Regions from separate parts of the Homo sapiens genome. Here region 2 is linked to region 1. A link is an interaction called in ENCODE POLR2A ChIA-PET data of the cell type or tissue named here. Cell type or tissue: B cell. All regions are shown on one strand.

Region 1 (2,500 bases):
CTCTCAGATAAGAAATCTGGGCTGGGCGCGGTGGCTCATTACCTGTAATCCCAGCACTTTGGGAGGCCGAGACGGGCGGATCACTTGAAGTCATGAGTTCAAGACCAGCTGGCCAACATGGTGAAACCCCATCTCTACTAAAAATACAAAAATTAGCTGGGTGTGGTGGTGCGTCCCTATAATCCTGGCTACTCGGAAGGCTGAGGCAGGAGAATCATTTGGGCCCAGGAGGCAGAGGTTGCGGTGAGCTGAGATCGTGCCACTGCACTCCAGCCTGGGCGATAGAGCAAGACTCTATCTCAAAAAAAAAAAAAAAAGAAAGAAAGAAAGAAAGAAACCTGGCCACTGACCATGTGCAGTGGCTCACATCAGTAATCCCAGCACTTTGAAAGGCTGAGGCGGGCAGATCACCTGAAGTCAGGAGTTTGAGACCAGCCTGGCCAACATGGTGAAACTCCGTCTCTACTAAAAATACAGAAATTAGCCAGGCATGGTGGCACATGCCTGTAATCCCAGCTACTTGGGAGGCTGAGGCAGGAGAATCACTTGAATCCAAGAGGCAGAGGTTGCAGTGAGCTGAGATCATGTCACTGCACTCCAGCCTGGACAATAGACAGAGACCCCGTTAAAACAAAGAAAAAAGAAAAAGGTGAAGTGGCTCATGTCTGTATCCGAGCACTTTGGGAGGCAGAGGCGAGAGGATCACTTGAGCCCAGAAGTTGGAGGCTGCAGTGAGCTATGATAACACCACTGCACTCCAGCCTGGGCAATAGAGCAAGACCCCCTTCTCCGAAAAAAGACAGAGAGAGAGAGAAAGAGAAACCTGAAGGAGATAAGAGAACACTCACCGTGTATACCTGAGGGAAGAGAAATCCCTGAAGAAGGAAGAGCCAGTGCAAAGGCCCTGAGGCTGGATTGTGCTGGGTGGCCGATTTGGCTGCGGTGCAGAGAGCAATGGGTAGAGAGGGAGCAGGGAAGGGCTGAGAGATGGACAGAGGCCAAATGCATAAGCCCTTGTGGGCTACAGTGAGGATTTTGTCTTTTTCACCAAGGGCAGTGGGGAACCAGGGAAGGGCTGTGAGTAGGGAAGGGACAGAGATTTCTAGCATCTCTGTGAAAGTCCTGAAAGGTGACATTTCCCAGCACTGGACCAAGAGAGGAGGTCAGTGAATAGAATAGAATGGAGGCTGGGCATGGTGGCTCACGTCTGTAATCCCAGCACTTTGGGAGGCCGAGGCGGGTAGATCACTTGAGGCCAGGAGTTGGAGACCAGCTTGGCCAACATGGTGAAACCCCGTCTCTACTAAAAATACAAAAATCAGCTAGGTGTGGTGGCACTTGCCTGTAATCCCAGCTACTCAGGAGGCTGAGGCAGGAGAATCGCTTGAACCCGGGAGGCGGAGGCTGCCGTGAGCCAAGATTGTGCCACTGCACTCCAGCCTGGGAGAGAGAGTGAAACTCTGTCTCAAAAAAAAAAAAAAAAAAGGAACAGAATGGAATGGAAAGGGATGGTGCCAAGTGCTGACCCTCCTAGATGCCCCTCCTGTTGGCCCTAGCAGGCAAGGTAAGAGGAGGTTTTCCAATCAGCCCAACCCATTTTGCTGAAGTTGCTATCACCCAGCTCCCTCATCCCCAGCTGAATTCCTCCCCCATGGCCTTGGCTCAGGTCCTTCTTATTCTACATCCCATTGAGATTTCCACAGACCTGCATAGATATATTTAGAGACAGGGTCTTACTCTTTTGTCCAGTCTGGAGTACAGTGGTAGCACAATCATAGCTCACTGCAGCATCAAACTCCTGGGCTCAAGCGATCCTCCTGCCTCAACTTCCTGAGTAGCTGAGACTATAGGCGTGCACCACCATGCCGGGCTTATTTTTTTATTTTTTGTAGAGACGGGACCTTGGTATGTTGCCCAGGCTGGTCTCGAATTCCTAGCCTCAAGCAATCCTCCTGTCTCGGCCTCTCAAAGTGCTGAGATTACAGGCATGAGCCACCATGCCTGGCCCTAGACCTGCATTCCTGAAACCCGCTCCATACCTGCATTTCTGGAGCCAGTGAGGCATTACCCTGAGGTTCTACGGCAGTGACTTCTTTGCGTCCAACCAACCTATCTCCTTTTTATCCCCAGCTCCAGTTTAACCACATTCCTAGTCTCCCTCGTAGTTAAATGGAGCCATGTGACCAAGTTCTGGCCAATAACAAGAATGGAGGCAGGGCATGGTGGCTCACGCCTGTAATCCCAGCACTTTGGGAGGCCGAGGCGAGTGGATCACCCGAGGTCAGGAGTTCGAGACCACCCTGACTAACATGGAGAAACCCCTACAAAATTAGCCAGGTGTGATGGTGCATGCCTGTAATCCCAGCTACTTGGGAGGCTGAGGCAGGAGAATCACTTGAACCTGGGAGGCGGAGGTTGCCGTGATGCACTGAACAGAGATCGCGCCATTGCACTCCAGCCTGGAGGAAAAGGGCAAAACTCCGTCTCAAAAAAAAAAAAA
Region 2 (2,500 bases), 320 kb after region 1:
GGAGAGGGGGTTGTGGGGCCTGCTGGACACACAGAGAAAAGTTGGTTCCGCAAGCAGGGGGGTGGGTCCCGAGCCCCAGCACCCTGAGCTGCAGGCACAGCCAAGCAGAGGCAACATGCTGCACAGAGCCCACCACATGGGTGCCCCCAGCCTCTCCCCACAAGTCCTCCTGAGCCATCAGAGGCTGGTGTCTCGGTGGCAGCTGCGGTGTACAAGCCAGCAACCCGCAGTCCTGGGCAGTGTTGGTGGCTGCAGCAGGCCCCAGCGTTCAGATGAGCCGCTCTTCCGGCGGCAACTTGAGGTTGGGGGTCGGTGGCACGCGGGCACCCACCTGCTCCTCGCTACTGGGCCGGTAGGTGCCCTCCGTCTGCCGCTTCTCCCGAAGCTTCCGCACCAACAGTGCCAGCCCCACAGCCAGGAGCAAGGCAGCCAAGAGGGAGAAGACCACGATGATAGCAGTGATGGCTTCTGGACGCTGCAGAGAGGGGACAGGTGTGAATCACCTGAGCCTGGGTAGCCTGTCCACCTCCACCTGAATGGCATCCCCCTCATCACCCCCTACCCCACAACACACACACACACATACACACATCTGCCACTTTTGGTGATCTGATCCCCACAGTGGGGCTTCCTGGATCCCTACCTACCTTGTCTGGGGTGCGAAGGCTCCCCACCACCTGCCATGTCCGGGACACCCCTCGCAAGCACCTGCCATGTCTGGGACTCCGGCTTTTTTTTTTGAGACCGAGTCTTGCTCTGTTGCCCAGGCTGGAGTGCAGTGTCACAATCTCGGCTCACTGCAACCTCCGCCTTCTGGGCTCAAGCAATTCCCCCTGCCTCAGCCTCCCAAGTAGCTGGGATTACAGGTGTGTGCCACCCCGCCTGGCTAATTTTTTGTATTTTTAGTAGAGACAGGGTTTCACCATGTTGGCCGTGCTGGTTTCAAACTCCTGACCTCATGATTTTCCTGCCTCGGCCTCCCAAGGTGTTAGGATTACAGGCGTGAGCCACCGCGCCCGGCCGGGACTCCTGCTTTCATCACATCTACCAAGTCTGAGCTCCTTGCTCCCCCACCCACCTGAGAGGCATATGGAATTCCTGAGCCCACACATCTGACAGCTACAGTATTCCTGCCCACTCCCTCCAGGGTGTCCTAGTCTTCTTGGTCTAAGACTTCAGGTCTCTCCTACTTAGAGCTCTCCAAAGCCACCCTGACCTGCCACCTCTGGGGGGAGGGGGTGTCTAGTCCTCTCTACATGCTATATGTGTGACCCCTAGATAACATCCTTGCTGCCATCTTCCCACATATACCTCCAACTCACCAGGTTGCCATCGGAGCTGGAGCTGGTGGATGAAGGCAAAACAGTGCTATTCTCATTTGCAGAAGTGGTCTGTACTGTGGAGGGTGAAGGCAGAGAATAACTCAGTCTCCATCTTTCTCTCCCATCCCCGCCCATCTGCACCTGCTTTGGGCATTCCCCTTCACCTCCCCCTAGCAGGTCCCAATTCAAACTCTGCCTTTCATTCGCACAGAGATGGTTGGGTGTCTTGCAGGTAAGACCTCTCCCTTGGGTGTTTGCTCCCCAGGACACCCCCCCGACCCAGTCCCGCAGAGCCCAGTAGGGTGTCCAGAAGTCCACCCCTCCCCTACTCACCTCTCGGCCCTGGGCCCTTAAGGATCTGGGCGGGCCTAGCTTTTCCCTGGAGTGTCTGACTCACACCTCCCCACAGGCTCCCAAAACAAATCTAAGACTGAATGGCTGGGGTCTACACCTTCAGCCAACCAGGTCGACCCGGCTCGGCAGGCCTCCTCCCAGCTCCCAGTTCACCCAAAAACACCTGCACTATACCAAGACTCAGGTACGCAGCCCTTACCTCCCCCCAAGTCCTACTTAGGAGCCCCCACTCCAACACACAATTCCACCTCGCTGGGGAACTCAGGTCTCCTAGACCAACTCCCAGTGTCCAAGGAAGAAACTAGAAATCTTAATCCCCCCGAGCCCTAACCCTGTAGACCCCTCCCCAAGGTATTTCTTCCCCGCTCCCCAATTCTTGACCCTCTCTGCGCCCCAGATACCCAGCGCTTCTAAGCCACGTCCCCAGCAGAGATCCAGGAATCCAGACCCCTCCCCCCCAGCGCTCTCAGCTGGTACCTACTTTGCCCCCAGGCTCGGCCCCAGCGGGCCAGCAGGAACGGCAGGCCCAGCGCCAGAAGCAGCCCCAGCCCGGGGTTCGCCATGGGCTGGGTGGCGGGTTGGCAGCGCCGAGGAAGGGGCTTCTCGCGCTCGCCCCTCCTACCGCATCTCCGGCCAGGGGCACCTGCGACGGGGCACCTGGGGACAGGAGAAGGAGAGGCCCAGGCGTTGGGATCGGGGTGGGGACCCCGGCGCAGGCCCACAGGAGAGACAACTGGCGCCAGGGCACCCATGAGTCCCGCCCCGCCCCAGCCGCCAGAGGTCAGCGATTAAAGATTAACTCCCAGGAGCGCGTTCCTGGGCTG

Evidence for each region. ChIA-PET counts read pairs that join two places held together with the same protein. Peaks named below come from ENCODE experiments on the same cell type or tissue, not always from the same donor. Only the 100,000 strongest peaks of a DNase experiment are listed, where the experiment ranks them.
Region 2: POLR2A ChIA-PET joins it to region 1 with 5 read pairs; 2 of 35 experiments call an interaction of 5 or more read pairs at or near these places.

Annotation. Positions count from the first base shown.
Region 1 is chr19:6,783,479-6,785,978 of GRCh38, reverse strand. All of the region lies in intron 1 of VAV1 (vav guanine nucleotide exchange factor 1), which reads right to left. Among named protein-coding and RNA genes, the nearest start is that of VAV1, 12 kb to the right of the region's middle. In B cell, no CTCF peak of the experiment used is centred here; no DNase peak of the experiment used is centred here; H3K27ac peaks cover 538 bases.
Region 2 is chr19:6,464,441-6,466,940 of GRCh38, reverse strand. It overlaps CRB3 (crumbs cell polarity complex component 3), which reads right to left. Exons shown (of 4, transcript NM_139161.5): 2 at 2,158-2,333; 3 at 1,323-1,396; 4 at 1-475. The coding sequence starts at 2,239. The coding sequence ends at 269. Among named protein-coding and RNA genes, the nearest start is that of CRB3, 1.4 kb to the right of the region's middle. RefSeq lists an enhancer at 2,262-2,500. In B cell, no CTCF peak of the experiment used is centred here; a DNase peak (open chromatin) is centred at 1,470; H3K4me3 peaks cover 354 bases; H3K27me3 peaks cover 805 bases.